2 separate regions of the Mus musculus genome follow, and region 1 is linked to region 2. Evidence: chromatin loops called from intact Hi-C (ENCODE). Cell type or tissue: heart. All regions are shown on one strand. Each heading gives the region's core, and the rest is flanking DNA. Links, peaks and the distances in the headings are about the cores only.

What was found. Hi-C counts contacts between places; a loop is a spot of excess contacts. Peaks named below come from ENCODE experiments on the same cell type or tissue, not always from the same donor. Only the 100,000 strongest peaks of a DNase experiment are listed, where the experiment ranks them.
Region 1: a loop joins it to region 2, with 10 times the contacts of the local background. A loop is called at or near these places in 7 of 42 quality-filtered maps.

What each region holds. Positions count from the first base shown.
Region 1 is chr12:8,997,643-9,008,090 of GRCm38, reverse strand. It overlaps Wdr35 (WD repeat domain 35), which reads right to left. Exons shown (of 27, transcript NM_001159527.1): 12 at 3,950-4,094; 13 at 2,259-2,328; 14 at 1,318-1,371; 15 at 1-89. Among named protein-coding and RNA genes, the nearest start is that of Ttc32, 27 kb to the left of the region's middle. In heart, for the core only: CTCF peaks have their summits at 5,670, 5,883 and 9,000 (motif pointing right); no DNase peak of the experiment used is centred there.
Region 2 is chr12:8,635,995-8,646,442 of GRCm38, reverse strand. No RefSeq gene overlaps it. Among named protein-coding and RNA genes, the nearest start is that of Pum2, 33 kb to the left of the region's middle. In heart, for the core only: CTCF peaks have their summits at 5,592 and 7,542 (motif pointing left); DNase peaks (open chromatin) are centred at 5,382, 7,542 and 7,832; H3K4me3 peaks cover 1,529 bases; H3K27ac peaks cover 985 bases.

The sequences.
Region 1 (10,448 bases), core at 1,602-9,601, 360 kb before region 2:
AACTGGCAGGCACGGCAATCCAGGGAATACTTTTGAATCAGAGCAACATTAGGAAAGCTGTACCTCTGAATGACGCCAGATTCACGCCCCTGTGGAAAGGACCTTTGGTTACTGTAGCATATTTACCATAAAAGCATCAAGCTGTATACAGGTCTCTCTATATGCCCATGTTCTTAAAACCAGAGTGATACTGACCTAGCAAGTGCCCCCAGTTCTGCTGTTGCTAAGTCTATGTTTATCTCCCAACTTGAGTCTTTTAACAGCAGTTGTAGGTGGTTTAATTTTTCCTCATAGAATATTCAAGAAGGAAGTCAGGACGAAGATCTAGGTCTTTGTAATACACTGGTTCTTATCTGACAAGAAAGAAACCTCTAAGGCTGCTTATAATTTAGGTTAATATTCAGAGTAGCCTAAAGGCTACCAAAGTACCTACTCAATTACATGCCACAGATACGAAATGGAAGGTCACGGTATGAATCAGCCATTCCTGGAGCCTAGCCCTCCATCCCACAACTTTAACCTAGAGCATCAGCTTCCAGCAAGAAGAAAAATCACCTAGAAGCAGCAATACCTTGAGTATTATCTAAAAACTGACACAGGGTGTTTATACATTTCCTGGACAGGCATGACAATGTACGATCAGCAGCAGATGCAGCAGAGAAGCAGGGGCTATGACGAGCTTTCAAACTCTTCTGCACTTGAGCCATGTGGGGCAATGGGCAAGAGAGGGAGGGCTATATAGTTCCTCTTTTCCTGCCCTTTTTAGCCAGAGAGCAAGGATCCCTCAGTGTGATGCTCAAGCACAGCCTATCAGGAAAGCAGGAAAGCCATAGGATACAGGCTCCTTAAGAGCCTTTCCCCACAAACTGAGCTGACTGCTAGAGAACTCAGCAGGGAACAGGGCAGCCTCTGCTGGTGCAACGCAAACACACTGCTCAATCAGCGACTTTTGAAGTTCATGTTTTCAAACGTCAGAGCTCAAAAAAAAAACAGGATACCACTGCTTCTGTTTTTAAATGTTAGCAAAATATTGCCAGGACTCCTCAACTTCACTGGCTGGAAAATACACCGGTTCATTCTAACTTTTATGACTGTGTCTCTTCTCGGCTGACCATCGCCCTGCTGGTTTTATAAGTCGTTACTATTTTTGCAGATGATTAATAATATGTGCACAAGCTTCAGAACGTCCTCATTTCTTCAGATTTAGAGAAACACAGGACATCCACAAGATGATAGTCTAAATCCAAAATGCTTGATTTACCCTTGCTCTGTAACTTAAACAATTACTATTCATAAAATGAATTTATTTCAACTTACCACAATCAATGTCTTATCAGATGCAGTAATGGCACAAATTGGATCCCTTGTACCCTAAAATTAACCGATCATTTTATGTAATATTTATTGAATAACAAAGGACATCCAAAACTCATATGCAATTATTAAAACATATAGTAATACATTTGCCAATATAACAATTTTATTTACTAAGCACCTACTATGTGTCAATCACTAAAGTAAATACTAATGCTACTTCAATGAAATCTTGATCTCCAAGAGATTACTTAAAAGCATCTTCCAAAGACTATAAATTAAACATCTAACTATAAATACTCTATTAAAAGAGATACAAGTGGATTATAGAAACACATAGGGAGAAGTAGATGGGGAAACACCTAAGCTTAGCTATTAGAGCTGTGCTCAGGGGTAAGCACGTGACACCAGAAGGGTAAATAGGAGAGTCCTGCAACCACCAGGATCTAATGACGAGCATCGTGCTTAGCAAGAAAAGCCAGGCACCATAGTTCCTTATATCTAACAAACCAGTCAGCCAGAAGTCACTGTTCTCTCTGGAGAACTACAGGGGCAGACTGATCTCTCAGCTGAGGAGCATGAGAGAGGGAAGAGCATGGAGAAAGTTCCTTACGTGGTAAAATTATTAACATTTCCGTCAGCACAGCTCACAGACAGCTGTGGCCCAAGAGAGCTGTAAATGCAGCCCGAAAGTCACAAAGCCATAAACTTAGAACATTTTAAACTTGGGACTGCAAAGACTGCTGAGAAGGTAAGTGCCTGCTGCCCAAGCCGGAGGCCCTGAGTTGGGTCCCGAGCCACCATGTAAAAAGCAGATGTGACAGTGTTTAAGGAATTGTAAAGTGGTGCCCTATTTACTAGACCCACATTCTTGATCGAGTCCCTAATAAAATTACGTTTCCTTATCTTCAGACAGTAACGCTGACGAAAATCAAACCACCTACTTGAATGGCTTTACTGTAATCAAACACCCCATCCACAGATCCGGAAGGGACATCATCAACGTGATAAATTCTGTTAGAAAGAGCAAACCACAAGCGTGAAGAAAGGGAGGGTTATATTGCTTCATGATCTCTACAACTAAGGACTGAACGACTACAGTGAACATTCTTATCTAACAGGAAAACCCTGATTTTTTTTTTTTAAAGAGTTCTTGATATGGCTGAATCTCACAAAAGGAGAAACTACCCAGCGAAGATTTAGAGCTATATAAGTCATCTGTTCAACAAAGCCATCCCCACTGTGAACAACCAAGCTATGCAGTCCCAATAAAATCCATTAAGCTGTGAGATTTTTGCCTGACTGCTGATCAAGAGTAACTGTCCGTTTATTAATTTATTTGCTTGCTTGTTTGCTTGCTTGCTTGCTTATAGTCTCTCTCTAAGTAGCCTTGGTATGTCTCAAACTCAGAATCCTCCAGCCTTATCCTCCTGTCCACTACAACTTCAGGATTGTGAAGTAATAACTTCATACAGAACTTCCTGTTGTTTACCAAACACATTTACACATCTTCATGTTGAAGCTTACTTCAGGAGTCCCTTTGTCCTCATGTGTCTGAATGGCAGAGTCCTCTTTATGCCCACTTACCAGAACCACTCCAATGTAGACTCCTGGAATCCAAGTCTTTGGAAAGAAGCCACATGCCCAGTTCACCTCTCCCTAAAGCCCTCCTCCATGCCTGTGTGTAAGGACAAGCATCTCCATGCCTGTGTGTAAGGGCAAGCATCTCCATGCCTGTGTGTAAGGGCAAGCATCTCCATGCCTGTGTGTAAGGGCAAGCATCTCTATGCCTGTGTGTAAGGGCAAGCATCTCCATGCCTGTGTGTAAGGGCAAGCATCTCCATGCCTGTGTGTAAGGGCAAGCATCTCCATGCCTGTGTGTAAGGGCAAGCACCTCCATGCCTGTGTGTAAGGACAAGCATCTCCATGCCTGTGTGTAAGGGCAAGCATCTCTATGCCTGTGTGTAAGGGCAAGCATCTCCATGCCTGTGTGTAAGGGCAAGCATCTCTATGCCTGTGTGTAAGGACAAGCATCTACTTCTGATTGATGCTAGGGTCACCTCCTAGAAAGACCCCGATACAACTAACCTATGGGAATGAGGCTTCAGTAAGATACTCATTTTTTAACTGAATGACAGTAATTTCAGTGTACCACTACTATGTGGAGTAGGTCACACAGCTATTTCCTAACCAAATAAATCCTCACAGATTTCCAGTCTTTATCAATATCAAAAAAAAAATCTGTTTTGTTTACACCATGCCAACTTTCTTTTACTTTGATAAATTTAAATAGATCCTTTTAAAAGATATTCAAATTAAACAAAAGTACTTCTATTATGAGCCTGTTGTGGTGGCACACGCCTTTAATCCCAGCACTCAGGAGGCAGAGGCAGGCGGATTTCTGAGTTCGAGGCCAGCCTGGTCTACAGAGTGAGTTCCAGGACAGCCAGGGCTATACAGAGAAACCCTGAAACCCTGTCTCAGAAAACCAAAAAAAAAAAAAAAAAAAAAAAAAAAAAAAAGGACTTCTATTAATCAAGGCAATGTATATTTCTCAAGAATGGCAATAGATAATTAACTATGTCTGGATCCAATACGGTATAGTTGCTTATTAAATATATATCAAAAAACATACCTTTCTCTTCCTTCTTTTCGAGACCGTGTGATCTGATTAATTTCCAGTGCTGTGAGCTTCTTTGCCACACGATATTGCCAGGTATAAAATGCTTCTTTTGAAGCTGCTATCACATGGGTTTTGGTCATTGCAACAAATAATGGTACTATTAAAAGGAACAGAAAGACAGCTAAGCTATAGTTACACAGAAACAACTTCACACCACTGAGCCCAACTCCTCATTTTAGAAATAATAAACCCAGTCTTGAAATATGCACAGACAGTCTCTCAAATCAGGCAAGAATCTAAAGTTACTAGGATCACACAAAAAATATTAAGTAAAATGGATCTGCGATGTACAAGGATCAAGAGCTAAAACCCCAGGCCTTTTTAAAGAGTCCTTACGAGTATAGGGGTCAGTGGAAGCGCATTTGCTCCGCGTGGGAGAAGTCACTCAATCCTCAGTGTCACGGAAAGAAAGAGGAGCAGCCTTTTAAGTAGTCTATTACTTTATGTGCATGAGTGTTTTTCCTGCATATGTGTCTATGTGAAGGTGTTAGATCCTCTCGAGTTAGAACCACATAATTGCTGGGAATTGAACCCAGGTCCTCTGAAAGAGCAGCCAACACTCTTAACCACGGAGCCATCTCTCCAGCCCCAGAAGTAAATCTTTGTGAGTCAGGGTTAGGCAACAGTTGATGCCTTAGGCATGACACCAAAAATGATGTAACAAAAATAAAGAAATTGAATCTTATAAGGAATTAATGGTTATAAACATACATATAAGACTGTCCAAAAAAATATTTAACAAAAGAAAAACTTTTAAGAAGGCAAAGAATCTAAGTGAACACTTCTCCAATAAGACACACAAATACTCATGAAAACATAACCAGCATCATTAGCCACCAAAACCTGGTGTGTCACATGATCCTCACTGAACATGGAAGCTACAACTGGCGTGTCACATGATCCTCACTGAACATGGAAGCTACCTGGCATGTCACATGATCCTCACTAGCATAGCTAGAATTTTAAAAAGTAAGGCAAGAATTGATCAGGGCATAGAGAAAAAAATGAAAATGTAAAATACTCTAAAAGAACCTTCCAAAGTTTCTCAAAATGTTGACTACAGAGTTACACATTACCTAGCAATTCTGCTCCACGGTGTATGTCTAAGAGAAGCAAACACACACACACAAATTTACAGTCAGGTGCTCAAAACAGTGTTCCACATAGACCCAACATGTGGAAACAACTCAGATATCCACCAGCTGTTGAACCCAATCTCTTTCTCCCCTCCTCAGTACCAATTACAGCCAGATCTAAACATTTATCTTTTTGTTCTTGCTCTCATTTGTACTGCATTTCCACTTCACTTAGCAAACGAGAAGACACAGCCCAAGTGTCATGCTGCTAGGCAGACATGTCACTGACCACCTCTTGGGTATGCTTTTGTGAAGCAAAGCGCCTCAGCAACTCCAACAGTGGATTAAAAGATGGGAGACTAAACAGTAAAATAATCACCTAAACTCATAGAATAATACTAAGATAAAGTTAAATATGCAAACAAAATATATGAAAGCAAAGCAGCTCTCTGTAAGGGGCATTACTCTCTTTTCTGAGCTCATGAATAATCAAACACTGTGAACTGTTTCTGCTTATACTGCAAAGCAATGAGGCCAGTGTTGGACGTTTGTCACACAACTAGCCAGGGGCATGTTTTGGCAGCAGGACACTTAGAAACTGAACAGTAGACGCTCCCCCTGGCAGCGTACTATTAACTGAGTAGATTGACAACTCAGGAACTCAAACTCAATAAAGTTGTGTCGGATTTTTTTTTTTTTTTTTTTTTTTTTTTAATTTCAGGCTTTCAAAGTTTTTCTGTTCAAAGCAAATCATATACTATTAGTGACCTCTAGAGGGAGCACGAAGCTTTCATTGCCTTGCACAAAATCAAAGCCTGGTGAAATGGCAGCCAAACCTCCAGAGGGTGCTAAAGCCAGCCAGGTTGTCTTCTCACTGACTTTACTAAATCTAATAAATATTTAGTAAATTCACCATGAATATTTCAATTCTGGTAATTGCACTCTAATTGGTTTGAGGTTCACCAACCTTTACTGCTTCCTGGTAAAATATGACATTTCCAAAGCATATTTCTCAACCAGTGTTTAATTACAATTATGAGTTACATTCATGTCCTTTTATTCTTTTTTTTCCATACAATTTATTCTGATCACACTTTCCACTCCCCCATGTTCTTTATTCTTAATACTTCATGAATATGAGAATTTATTGCTATCCTGATTAATTCAAAATTAAAATGTTACTGGTTCAAAAGACAAGTCGGGCTTCTTGGATTCAAATTGCAAACACTTCATAATTATGATGTTAACAATTATGTTTCTCTCTCTGAACCTCAGTTTACCTGCCAATTGAAAATAACAATATCAGCTCTATAGAACTGTTTTAAGGATTAAAAGAGAAAATAAAGGATAACACGGTACATGCTTAGTAATTTTAAATGCTTAATAATTTTAAATACATGCAAGCACTCTTGTAAACACATTATATGCATTAACTCACAGCCACTGTATAAGGCGGACAGTGCTATCATTAGTTATCAGTTTAAAAAAAACTACCTGGTTATGAAGCAATTATAACTTATCTATGTTATACAGCTAGACAGTGGGCAAGTGGGACTTAAACTCAGGTCCTCTACGGCTCTTGAATCTGTGCTCAGAATCGCTGAAGTAGAATGGCCCTCAATAAACATCAGGACCCATTAGGCATGGTAGGTATCACTGTTTTTATTTTCATTTTCTATATGAATTTTTATAATGTAAAATACTCAGAATAAATATAAATATATATCAGAAAATACTTTCAATTAATGTACTAGCACTCTCGATAAATTCAAATGGGAACATAATGCCATCGTATAAATTCTGATAGACTTTCATTAAAAGATGAATTAAAGTCCAACTAAATGTATAAGTAAATGAAGATGAGGTCGCCAATCACAGTTTGATAGGAGGGCTCTATTGGTAAAGGTAATACACAGTTTGAGCACAGGACATGAAGAAGCCCATTGGTAATGACCAGGAAGCCTCTTTGCTCCTACAAGCTTTCACAGGACTAGAAGGTGCTGCTGTACCTTGTAGTTGCTGCTGAGGGAGAGGCATGGACAGCCTCACCCAGCTGTGAACCCGTGAGCTACACTAATGATTGGCATGTACCCATGATGTAACAGCGACACAGATGGTAGCAGGCTAACAAACTGCTGCTTGATCCACAGAGGAGCACTGGTACTAAAAATCTGGTTAGGAAGTCTGCAAACCTAGGGATAGACCTAATGTTATTATGCTACTAAATGGACATAACAACAAATTGTCCTCTGAATTCATACCCATAGAGCACTTCTCTTCATACTCATAAACTATGACAGCGCTCCATCGTTGGTTTCTCTGTGCAGTGAACAGAAATTCGCAACTAATCAAAATACAGAGAATAAGTGTTCATGGAGTCCTCAGCCACAAGAGATCATCAATTCAATCCCACACACCAGCCTTAGATGTGATCTCCATATAGTCCCGCCCCAAAGCTCAGGGACCATCAGAGAAGAGGTCAGAAAAGGACCAAAGTAAAACAGTGTCCTCTGGACATGGCAGGCCCGCTGCAGGCATGGCCTCACAGCAGCTGTGCTTGCCTAAGACCTGCTCAAGACCAAGCCAATCAACACTGTAGTGTGGGAGGGGGCGGGGCCCAGGACTCTGCATTCCTAAGGAATGATTGATGGTCGATGGCTTCTGTAGGAAGGAGAGTCAGGTATCTTAGTATGGTAGGTGAGCTACTCTACAGTGGACACCTTCACACCCAAGAGTATATGGACAGTACAAGTTGAACTCAGTAGGTTATTAAAACAAAACAGAAGGATAAAGTTGGAAGTGAGAAGTAGAAGTCATTGGGGCAAGGTGGGAGGTTAAACATGATCAAAATATTAATTAAAGTAGCATATTGAAAATGAAGGTAAACTTTGTTAAAGATTTATTTCTTTTTATGTATATGGGTATTTTGCCTGCATGTATGACTGTGCACCACGTACATACCTGGTGCACCTTGAGGCCAAAAAAGGACATCTGATCCCCTGGAACTGAATTAGACCCAAGTTCTCTAGAAGAGCATCCCATGTTCTTAACTGCTAAGCCATCTCTCCAGCCCCAAAGGAACATTTTAGGAGATAGAACTCCAAGTTTAGCAAGAGGCTCAGCCTCAATAAATTAAAGTAGAATGAGATTGAGGAAGACCTCCAACTTCAACTTCAGACCTCAACGTACATACACACGTGTGTGCCGACACATGTGAACATGCATATGCACAAACACACATACAACATACACATGCAACAAGTTTCAAACTAGGCAGAAAGATTAGTGCGGAGAGAATGTAAGAAACAATGCCTCCCTCAAATGAGCCTTAGCACTAATAGGCAGTCGTTAACAGCCAAGCCCAGATGTAAAATCATTTAAAACAATTTAGGAATTCACATTTAGGAAAAACCTGCTTGTAATATTTTAATGCTGAGGGCTGAATAAATTCCTGCATCCATAATGGTTTCCCTGCTTTGCCACTTATTCATTTCTTAGCACTTTAAAGAGCTGGAAAACTGGAATGCTGTCATCAAATTAGCCTTCTCAGAAATACATGGAAACCATCACTAGAAACCCACCAAAATGACTGCTGCACAGGCAGGCTGGTACTCTCGGGTACTCTGTGCCTTGTTCCCTCTCTCAGTGCTATCCTCTCCTTACATGCCACCTAAGGACATACTTAGAGGGATTTCCTTTGTTCTCAATTTTTGAGACAGCTATGTATTCCTAGCTGTCCTGGAACTCATCTGTAGACCAACCTGGACTCAAACTCAGAGAGTTCCACCTGCCTCTGCCTTCTGAGTGCTGGAATCAAAGGTGTGGGCCACCACTGCCTGGCACATTTCTTTTTAACTGCCTACTTATTTCTTTTTCTTTTTTAAGATTTATTTATTTTATGTATATGAGTACACTGTTGCTGTCTTCAGACCCACCAGAAGAGGGCATCGGATCCCATTTCAGATGGTTGTGAGCCACCATGTGGTTGCTGGGAATTGAACTCAGGACCTCTGGAAAAGCAGTCAGTGCTCTTAACCACTAAGTCATCTCTCCAGCCCCCAGCCCTGTATAGTTATTTCTTATAAGACATACTTATACACGCACATCCATTTATCCCAGTCACCAGCATGATACCTGGGGCACATGGCACTCAGCACAGAAGCAGTAAAGTGTTGCTCAACTGATTAACTAAACTTGATTTATTTATACATCCCATGAGGAATATCATAATCTCTTTATTTTCCCTAAGGACTGTTATAGTGTCTGAAATTATATATTTTTGATTTGCTAAAGAATCACTTTCAATTTAGATGACATGACATAAACACTGTCTATGCACTCAAGAAACATTTGTCGGGGCCAAGCACACTGTTGGGGATGGGGGACATGAAAGTCAGCTAGACATAGATCTTTAAGAAGTTAGACAATCACAGTCAGGAAAGTAGTAGTCACAGGCAGGGTGAGAAGGACTTAGGAGGAAGTATACTAAATCGATTATGGGGTTGGTGAGGTCACTCAGCGGTGAAGCACCTGGGCTGCACTTCCTTAGTTCAGTTCCCAGCCAACCACACTGTGGCTCACAACTGTCATAAAGGGATGTGATGTCCTGGCTCCACAGAAGAGCACCTAAAGAGGCCACAGAATGCCTCCTGCTGAGTACAGAATCCGTACTCTGTATAATGTAAAGTTTCTGTAGGTTTTTACAGAAACTGTCAAGCAGAAAGATAAAGAGCAAAAGCCCAAATCAGACATTCCAGATTAGCATCTCTCCTACAACTGGTGCTTTTGTTAGTTTCCCGACTCCATGAAAACTTCATGGGGATCTTAAAAGAGAACTGTCTGGGATATATATGAAACACAATGTTGAGTCTTCGTATCTGTTTGCTGTGGGCCAATGGATGAACTGTTGGTTAAAATTTCATCCAAGGAAACTAAACGTCAAAAAGTTTAAGACTCAAAAATACAAGTATTTATCATTTAACGAAGAGGAAGGATTTATGTTTAATTTTGTTTTAAAAAAATGGTCTACCTGGCATAAAAATTACTTTGAGTTTAACCCCAGGATATAGCAAATGACTCTACATTAAGACTTTTGGTGTTGAGAGAAAAAAACAACAATGTAAAGATTGGCAAAATTCACACCTTAAAGACATAATACTTTGATTCAGGGAAATGGCTCAGTAGGTAAGGACTCTTGCTATTGAGCACACACACAAAATAAAGGATGTAATACTTCTAGAAATAACAAATATACTCACATGACACATCTGTAATAATTATAAGCTATGCATTTTACTAACAGGGAATTTAGCATATGTATATATATGCATGTGTATATTATACATATAAATATGCACATGTGTATATAAACATAC
Region 2 (10,448 bases), core at 950-8,949:
GTCCTCCCTTGTGCTCAGTTGCTAGAGATATTTCCTTTGGAAGCAGGTGCCCTGGAAAAAGATCTGTGCAAACTATAAGTCGGATGTCTAACTGATGCAGTGAGTATCAGGAGCCCAATTACTTCTATTGAACCCAGGCTTCTCATCTGTAATGTTAAAATATTGGCAGATATAGATTGAAGTCTTTCTACTCCTACAGGCAACTCTTTCTATAAAGAAAGAGGATTTCTCAATTAAGATTCGGTAATTGTATATTGGCTGCTCAAAAGACTGTTTCTTTTTGCATATAGAATCTCACTTTCCACGTCACTAAATTTATTCACTTTATGATAATGGTGGTGGTGGTGGTGGTGGTGTGTGTGTGTGTACACATGTGCACATACATGTAAATGTACCACAGTATGCATATGGAGGTCAGAGGACATATTTTTAAAGTTTCCTTCCCCCATTGGCCCAGGGAGTTGAACTCAGGTTGTCATGCTTGCCTGGCAAGTACTTTAACCATGACCCATCTCTGTCATCCACCAATACCATGTGTAATGACATTTTCTCCCTTGACGATGGGTCTACTTCTCAGTCTTCTGTGTTTGTGTCTACGTACATTCCACATTGAGTTCATTACTATAACCTTATAGAAAAGCTGGGAGTCAGACAGTGGAAGACTTCAACTCCTCTTCAGTTTTGATAGCACGTTTTAATAAGTAAATGTGGAAATATTGGAGAGGTTTTTTTTCCCACTTTGAACACTCATATATATCCTCAAAGCATCCATTCACTTTCTATAGTAATGTGCACTAGTTGCTACCAAGCCTGAAGGAGTCTAAAGAGTCTTATAAGTCCTTTTCATATTGTCTTGCAAAGGGATCTATGACTCGTATCATTCCATGTCCATGAAGTGGCCTTCTCTCTGAGGTTACATTCATGGGTTCTCAGCACCACGGGGACAAGTAGGTGAATTACAGAACAGCTCTGCTTTTGAGACTGTCAAGTGACCTTGCTTTCACATTGTTTCTTGATTCCTGAGAGTCTGTCTCCTCCCTTCAGTGGCTTTATAAGCCAGGAGTGCAGGTGGCAACAAGCTATGTTTAAGTCTTTGGAGCTTCCTGAAAATTACAGTCACTTCCACCAACACTCTTGAATTAGATGAAGAAAGAAAGGTCATATGAATGTTTATATCACAACTCAGGGTAATTTGTGCTGAAAACAGACCCCCATCCTCTGTTTCTGAATGAAAAGGCTCTCTCCTCTGCTCCCAAAAGTATTGTTTTTAGAACAAAAAAAGTTTCGATTGCTGAAAAAAGTATGAATTATTTATTCATCACTCTATTATTATCATCCAATAATAGAATAGTATATTCTATTATTATCACCCAATTTATGCTTTTCTTTTTTGTGTGTGAATGTGTGGCATATGCCTGTTTGTGTACTGGTGTCTGAACCTGTGTGTATGTGACTAGAGGTCAGAGCTAGATGGTGGGCGTCTTCCTCAGTCACGCTCCACCTTAGTTTTTGAGACAGGGACTCGTACTGAACCAGACGCTCACTGTTCTGATTAGACTTTCTGGCCAGCAAGTCCCTGGGATTCTCCTGTTTCTACTCCTTAGCAGGTGACAGGAAAGTGCTGTTGCGAGGGGCTTTTAATGAGGTGACGGAGATCTGATCTCAGGGCCCATACTTGTACAGCAAATGCTCTTATCCTCTGAGCCATCTCCTAGTTCATCCTAATTCACCCCCCTAATCCATACTTTTCTTTCAAAACCATAGAATCATAAAATTTAATAATGAGGCATTTGGTGGTATGCGATGAGTGTCTTTCCATAAGAATATCTCGTAGTTACCAATATTATTGGAAGAAGCCCATAAAATATCAATGTTTAGAGGAAATGCTTTTCTCCACTGAATTGTGCATGTCCTAATAGAATGTGCTGGACATAACGTGGTCTCTCCTAGTGACTCAGGGACTGTAGTGTTTGTGCCTGGCCTAAAGGGTCTAATGCGTTCCATGTTTCACTTTCAACACTCCCTTGCTGTTGGAACACCTTTTGTTTCTTAGTGAGATAATGAGATTATTGAACAGCTGTGTTAGAAATGAGAACACCAAGCTTGTTGGGACTGAGAAAGATCTAAGAGAAAATGAGCCTGTTTGGGGCCCAAAGGTGTCTCTAATGAGCTGGTGACATGGCTTGCCTCTTCAGTAACTCAGAATTCTCAGTTTTGTGATAGATAGTTAAAATAACTGGAAATAACCAGTTGAGCATGTATAGGGGAGAGAATGCATAGTGTCTTTATGTGCTAAGCATAAAAGAGTTAAATGTGTAATATGGGGTTTGCATTTGTCAAGAAAGCTGTATACATCTCCTTTGGATATAAGCTCTCGGGGAGCTGGAAAGAATCCAGTAGTTTAGAGTACTCAGTCTTAGAAGAGTCTTCAGGAAGACCTGCGTTTGGATCCCAGCACTCATGCTTGCCCTGTGGCTCACAACTGCAAATGACTCCAAATCCAGGACATTCAATGCCTCTGCCCTATTTCTGATTTGGTCACCTGCATTAGCGCACACTCATGCACACCACACACACACACACACACACACACACACACACACACACACACACTATTCAGCCAGTAAAATGCACAGCACAGGATCAGAGGGACCTGGATTCAGATCTCCATCACCCATGTAAAAGCTCAGGCATGGTGGCCCATATCGATATCCTAGAGCTGGGGAGGTGAAGACAGGAGAGCCCTGGACCTCACTGGCCGGATAGTTAAACTGATCTGGAGAACTCCAGGGTCATTGAGAGACTCTGTTTCCAGCAAACAACATGCCCCACCCCCCTCCAAAAGCCAGCAAAACAAACAAACAGACAAATGCAAAACAAAATCAAACACAGTACAATGGGGGCAAGCACTCAATGTCAACCTTTGGACTCCAATCACATGATACACATGTCAGTCATTCAGGTTATCAATACTAAGCACCCAATAAATGTCCCTTCAATTAATGAAAAAATACACACACTTCATACTTTTTGACCATATTGGCAACTTCTACAATTTTGTTTTTTCCCTGTTAATGTTGGAATTGTATTACTCCCCAATTCATTATTGAAGTTCTGATGACATCACTGTGACTGATATCCACAGTGCACTTGCTCAAGAGGCTACATTTCTGGATAACCTACTTTATGTTTCGACACTCTTCACAGTGATTAATTATTCTGTTTGTGTCTCCCATCATGGAATGGGGGCATTTAAAACCCATTTGACACTTTATAATGCATGAAATGCCAGATATGATGGTGGTATTGAAAGGCAGATACAAGATAGAGGTTTTTAAATCAATCTATCAGACCAAAGGGGGGGTTTATTCTTCAACTGATATTACCCTTAAAAGCCACAAAATGTACCAAATTTAATGATGAGAACAAATTAACTGAACCTCTGTCAGTCCATCAGTAAAACAATGATCTGAGGATAGGAAAAAATATATTGAACCCACCACAGAAGACAAGTGGATTTGGGGTGCTGAGAGGGATGATCAGAAGTTTTCCATTGAATTTTTAAGTGTGTGTGTGTGTGTGTGTGTGTGTGTATTGTATACATGTGTGGCTGGAGAGATGCCTCAGAGGATAAGAACATGTAGGGAACTTTTAGAAGATCTAAGATAGATTCCCAGAATCCATGTCACAAGGTTCATAACCACCTTTAACTGCATCTCCAGGGAATATGAAAATCTCTGACCTCTCTACATGCACCTACACTCACATGTGTACAGCCACACAAAGACAAACACACGTACATATGATTGCTTGATAAACAAACAAACAAACAAACAAATTTAAAAAACCAGATTTGGGAGCAGCGACAGTATTTTCCCAAGAGGGATGACTCTAACTATTGCATATTCTTTGCTGTTACAGCTTATCCATCTTGGCTCCTGTCCTTACTGTGTGGCTTCACAGTTTTAACAATGACTCCATCCAAAGGTCTCCCCTTCCTCATGTTTCTAAATTTCCCAGTGCCAGAATTATCTGCTTGTTTCTTGGTTTGGGTCTGGTGGACAGACTGATCAACATTAAGTATATCTGTAAATCTCAACTGCCTACTCTGGGGTTCTATGCACAAGCCTGAACCCATGGCTTATGCAGCCATGGACTGGATAGATTATGTGTGCCCTCTATATAATACCTATGATAAAACTTAATTGACAAATTAGGCACTAGCAATCAGCCACAACTACTACAAATAAAATAGAACAAATGTATGAATTATTTTGGGAATTTTCCATTCAATAGTTTCTGTCCACAGATTACTATGGGTAACAAAGGGCATAGAGAACAAAGACATGAACAGGGGTGACTACTTGTATAGCAAAGTCCTGTTCCACAAGCTGGGTGACTACTTTTGGTTCTGTGAGCCAGGCTAAGGCCTACAATGCCCTGCTCTGATTAATAAATCCCTTGGAAGTTCTGAATATGCTGTGCAGCCAGCGTGTCTGATCTGTCTGTGCTCTCTGATAGAATAATTCTTGATTCTAGCAGTCCATTGAGTTAAAGTAGGGTCAACAGCCTGTTTATAAAGAAGTACAATATTTTACATCATTAAGGCTGGGAAATAGCTACAGACATTGAGTGGTTTTCTTTCTAGTCTAGTTCCTATGAAGACAAGATGTCAGCGACCCAAGGATGGCACCCTTAGTAATTTATTAAACCTATGCAAAGAAGGATGCTTTTTCCCGTTTGCATTCTTTTGTTTCAGTATTTCTGAAGCCCCAGTACAGGACGGGTTCTCGTGTGTCTCAGGTGATTTTTATAAGATTTATTCATCTATCTCGCGTCTATGTGAGCTCACTATAGCTGCACAGGGTGTGAGCCTGCGTGGGGGTCTCTGGGAATCGAGTGACAGGACCTCTGAGCGCTCCGGCCTCGCCCCAGACATTTAGAGTTTTTTGGGGGGTGTCAGGGTTTTGCTGCTTTTTTAAAGAGTAGTGTTTAGTGCTCTTGAGTATTTTTATTTAAAATGCTAGGGTTTTATTTTTGGGGTTTAAGAGTTTTAGGGTCTCCAGGCAGGGGTGGCACACGCTTTTCATCCCAGCAGCACTTGGGACGAGGCAGAGGCAGTGGATCTCTGAGTTCGAGGTCAACCTGGGCTACAGCGTGAGCTCCCACACGATAAGCACACGAGACTTTTTTTATTTTATATAAAAATCACGGCCGCCCGCCCTTGTCTTTGCAGACGCGGATCTCTCTGCGGGGGGCGGGGGGGGGCGGTTTCAGTCTCTGGGGCTGTCAGTCACGGTCGGGCGGGCGGGACTTCTGGCGCTGTTCCCTGCTCCTGGAAACAGTGAGTGGGGAAGCTTCCCGATTGGAAGCTGCTGCCGTCAATCACAGCGGAGTGGGCGGGACTTCCCGCCACAGACCAGCACTCTCAAGCAGAGCGCGTGCACAGACCCGAGCCTCCTGTTTTCCCGCCGCTGCCACCCGAAAACGGCCCGCCAGGGTCTCTCCGCCGCCGCCGTGAGCGCCGCTGTCCCGGGGACAGCGGATTGGAAGCAGGCAGTCACTGGCCGTGGACAGGAAGTCTCTCTCCCGCCATCTCAGGTCAGTGCAGTGGCGGGCATGTCCCTGCCTCAGCCTCGAGGCATGCTGGGAGTTGTAGTTCTGTTCCGGCTTTGGGTCCTCTGAGCCTCGCCCCCTTTTTCTTTTTTTTTTTTTTTTCGAGACTGGGTTGATTTTTTTGTTTTTTGTTTTTTGTTTTTGTTTTCTTTTTCATGGGACTAGACTTTATTTATTTAATTTATTTATTTTTATTAGATATTTTCTTTATATACATTTCAAATGCTATCCGGAAAGTTTTCTATACCCTCCCTCTGCCCTGCTCCCCTACCTTCCCACTCCCGGTTCTTCCCTGTATTGGGGTATATAAAGTTTGCAATACCAAGGGGCCTCTCTTCCCAGTGATGGCCGACTAGGCCATCTTCTGCTACATATGCAGCTGGAGATATGAGCTCTGGGGGTACTGGTTAGTTCTATTGTTGTTCCACCTATAGGGGTGCAGACCCCTTCAGCTCCTTGGGTGCTTACTCTAGCTTCTTCATTGGGGGCCCTGTGTTCCATCTTATAGATGACTGTGAGCATCCACTTCTGTATTTGCCATGCACTGACATAGCCTCATATAAGACAGCTATAACAGGGTCCTTTCAGCAAAATCTATCAGGCATTGTGCAATAGTGTTTGGGTTTGGTGGCTGATTGTGGGATGGATCCCCAGGTGGGGTAGTCTCTGGATGGTCCATCCTTTCGTCTTAGCGCCAAACTTTGTCTCTGTAACTCCTTTTAGTATTTTGTTCCCAATCTAAGGAGAAATGAAGTATCCACCCATTGGTCTTCCCTCTGCTTGATTTTCTTGTGTTTTGCAAATTGTATCTTGGGTGTTCTATGTTTCTGGGCTAATATCCACTTATCAGTGAGTGCCTACCTAATGACTTCTTTTGTGATTGGGTTACCTCACTAAGGATGATATCCTCCAGATACATCCATTTGTCCAAGACTTTCATAAATCCATTGTTTTTAATAGCTGAGTAATACTCCATTGTGTACATGTACCACATTTTCTGTATCCATTCTTCTGTTGAGGGACATCTGGGTTCTTTCCAGCTTCTGGCTATTATAAATAAGGCTGCTATGAACATAGTGGAGCATGTGTTCTTATTACCAGTTGGAACTTCTTCTGGGTATATGCCCAGGAGAGGCATTGCTGGATCTACCGGCAGTACTATGTCCAATTTTCTGAGGATCTTCCAGACTGACTTCCAGAGTGCTTGTACAAGCTTGCAATCCCACCAACAATGGAGGAGTGTTCCTCTTTCTCCACATCCTCGCCAGCATCTGCTGTCACCTGAATTTTTGATCTTAGCCATTCTGACTGGTGTGAGGTGGAATCTCAGGGTTGTTTTGATTTGCATTTCCCTGATGATTAAGGATGTTGAACACCTTTTCAGGTGCTTCTCAGCCATTCGATATTCCTCAGGTGAGAATTCTTTGTTTAGCTCTGAACCCCATTTTTTAATGGGATTATTTGAATTTCTGGAGTCTAGCTTCTTGAGCTCTTTGTATATATTGGATATTAGTCCCCTATCAAAAGAAAAATCCTTTTTTTTTCTTTCTTTTTTGTTTTTTTTTTTTTTTTTGAGACTGGGTTGTTATTTTTTCTAATTATTTTTTATTTTTAATTTTTGAATGTTTAATATTTATTTATTTATCCATCTATCTATTTCTCTATATTTTGGTTTTTTTAAGATTTATTTATTATTATATCTAACTACACTCTAGCTGTCTTCAGATGCACCAGAAGAGGGGTGTCAGATCTCTTTATGGATGGTTGTGAGCCACCATGTGGTTGCTGGGATTTGAACTCAGGACTTCAGAAGAGCAGTCAGTGCTCTTAACCACTGAGCCATCTCACCAGTCCATAATGTTGGTTTTCCCCATACTTGGTGTCTCTGGGCTTAACCCTGAGACAGATGCTCTGGCCTGCCACCTGGTGGCGAAAGGTTGTCACTGCAATGCTCCCCTTTTTGTGAGAAAGAGAGAGAGAGAGAGAGAGAGAGAGAGAGAGTGTGTGTGTGTGTGTGTGTGTGTGTGTGTTTGTTTTTTGTTTTTGTTTTTTCTTGAGGCAGGGTTTCTCTGTATAGCCCTACTGTCCTAGAACTCACTCTGTAGACCAGGCTGGCCTTTAACTCAGAAATTCCGCCTGCCTCTGCCTCCCAAGTGCTGGGATGAAAGGCGTGGGCCACCACCGCCCAGCTGAGTTTTTTTTCTGATTGGTGAGCACAGCTGAGTGGGCGGAGCTGGTGATTGACAGGCAGATTGAGAGGGTGGCTACATCACCATGTCATCCCCCTGCCTCAGCTTCGTCCTTACTCAAGGGAATCCCCCTGCCTCAGTGTCACACCTGCTTTCATCCCTTCCCGCCCCCCTGCGCTGCCAACATAAAAAACTGACCACAGGTTTTAGGCACCGCGGTGTGCTGCTGCTATATATGTGTACATGTGAGGGAAGGAAGTATTTTAGTGGATCCCACAGTTAAGAGACTTAATTGTAAAGACTTTAGATTTTAAAAGATATTGGATATTTTTAGAGGATTGAACTTTTAATATGTAAAGATTGTGGGACTTTTTAAGAACTAAGGGTTGAGGCTTACTAGGGATGTGTTTGTGTGTCAAGTTGACAAGGGGTCAATTGTATTGGCTGGTTTTGTGTGTCAACTTGACACAGGCTGGAGTTGTCACAGAGAGAGGAGCTTCAGCTGAGGAAATGCCTCCATGAGATCCAGCTGTAAGGCATTTTCTCAATTAGTGATCAAGGGGGAAAGGCCCCTTGTGGGTGGGACCATCTCTGGGCTGGTAATCTTGGCTTCTATAAGAGAGCAGGCTGAGCAAGCCAGGGGAGGCAAGCCAGTAAAGAACATCCCTCCATGGCCTGTGCATCAGCTCCTGCTTCCTGACCTGCTTGAGTTCCAGTCCTGACTTCCTTTGGTGATGAACAGCAATGTGAAAGACTAAGCTGAATAAAACCTTTCTTCTCCAAGTGCTTCTTGGTCATGTTTGTGCAGGAATATAAAATGGAAAACAGGGTGTTAGGGGTCAGCAGACACCAAGCGAGACACAGTATATAAGGATGCGATAACACTAAGGAACGTAATATATAACATGATAATAATATATAGTACAACATATGCTTTTATAACAATTTTTCACATTTAAAATAATAATGATAATAATAGTAATAATAATAATATTTTAAATTTTAACTTCAAATTTATATTTTTCTGGATGGCTGCGTCCGCGGTCCAGAGTTTGTACTTCTGAATACTTTTTAAAAAGTTTTTTTATATAATAAAAGTGATCTGTAACGTGTGATAATATGTAGTGTATGTAACATGAAGGACAGTATATTACAATATAATAGCAGAAAATATATAATATATAATGTGTATATATACATGAGTAATATATAATAAAATATATATTTAAAAATGATATATAATATAACATATATCTAATATATAATAAAATAATTTTATACAAGATAAGTCCAAGCAAGGCCCACTGCACAGCACAGCGGTTCCCAACACCTGGTGCCTCGGCCTCGATGCTCTGTACGACTCAGGCAGGTTTGCCTACTCCAAAACCATACCGACGCTGAGAAACAACAAAAACAGGAAGAAAATCCTGATGTTACGGCCACTTCCAGTTATGATACGGTCACTTCTGGTCATGCTGTAGCCACTTCCTGTGACGACACGGTCACTTCCAGTCCCTTCTGGTCATGGTGTGGTCGCTTCATGTGACAACATGGTCACTTCCGGTCAGGGTATAATCACTTCCTGTCACTGTGCAGCCACTTCCTATCCCAGTATTCTCATGTCTGGTCATGGTATGGCCACGTCCTGTCACGGTGGAGTCACTTCCTGAATCTATATTATGTCTATGGATTATAATGTATGGTTTATAGGTAAACATTTGTCTTTTTATATTTATCAGTTTTTATACAAACCCTTAAACTTACACATACATTCACATATGTTCACTTATATATTGAAATTTATGTATATATCATATATTTATCAATATTAATATACATATTGCATATATATATCTATAATATATTAGATATAATGTAAATAACATAAATAGTTTAAGTATATATTTATGTTTATGTATATATTAGATATAATTATCTTATATAATGTATATATAACAATATATATAATTATATATGATATATATTAAAGTATGTAATATATTATATGTTTAATTTATATACATTTTATATTTATAAATATTTTTATATAAATATATATGAAATATGTTTCATATACTATAAATATATATTTATAATTAATGAAATTAAAATATATAAAATATGTATAAATATATACATATATACATACATTATATATGAGCTTGGCACCCGCCATGTCAGTGCCCTGTGCGTATCCATGATGTATACATTATATATGATGTGATGTATACACTATATATGGTGTAATATAAAAGTATACGCATACATGTGTATCTGTATATATGTTTAGGTATGCACATATATATGCATACACATGCATATATATGTCTACGTACATGTATTTATGCATGTATGCATATGTTTTATATTTATATATATATATGGGCATATATGTATATGTGACTGTATATACATATATAAGTACATGTATATATAGGTATAGGTATGTATATATATGCATATATATGCACATATATATGTATATAATATATATGTGAGTATATGTATATATAGGTATATGTTATAAACATACCTATATATTTATATGTAACTAAAGAATGTATGTATGTATGTATGTGTGTGTGTGTATACATATATGTATGTATAGTTATATGTATATAAATGCATATGCACAGGTATATA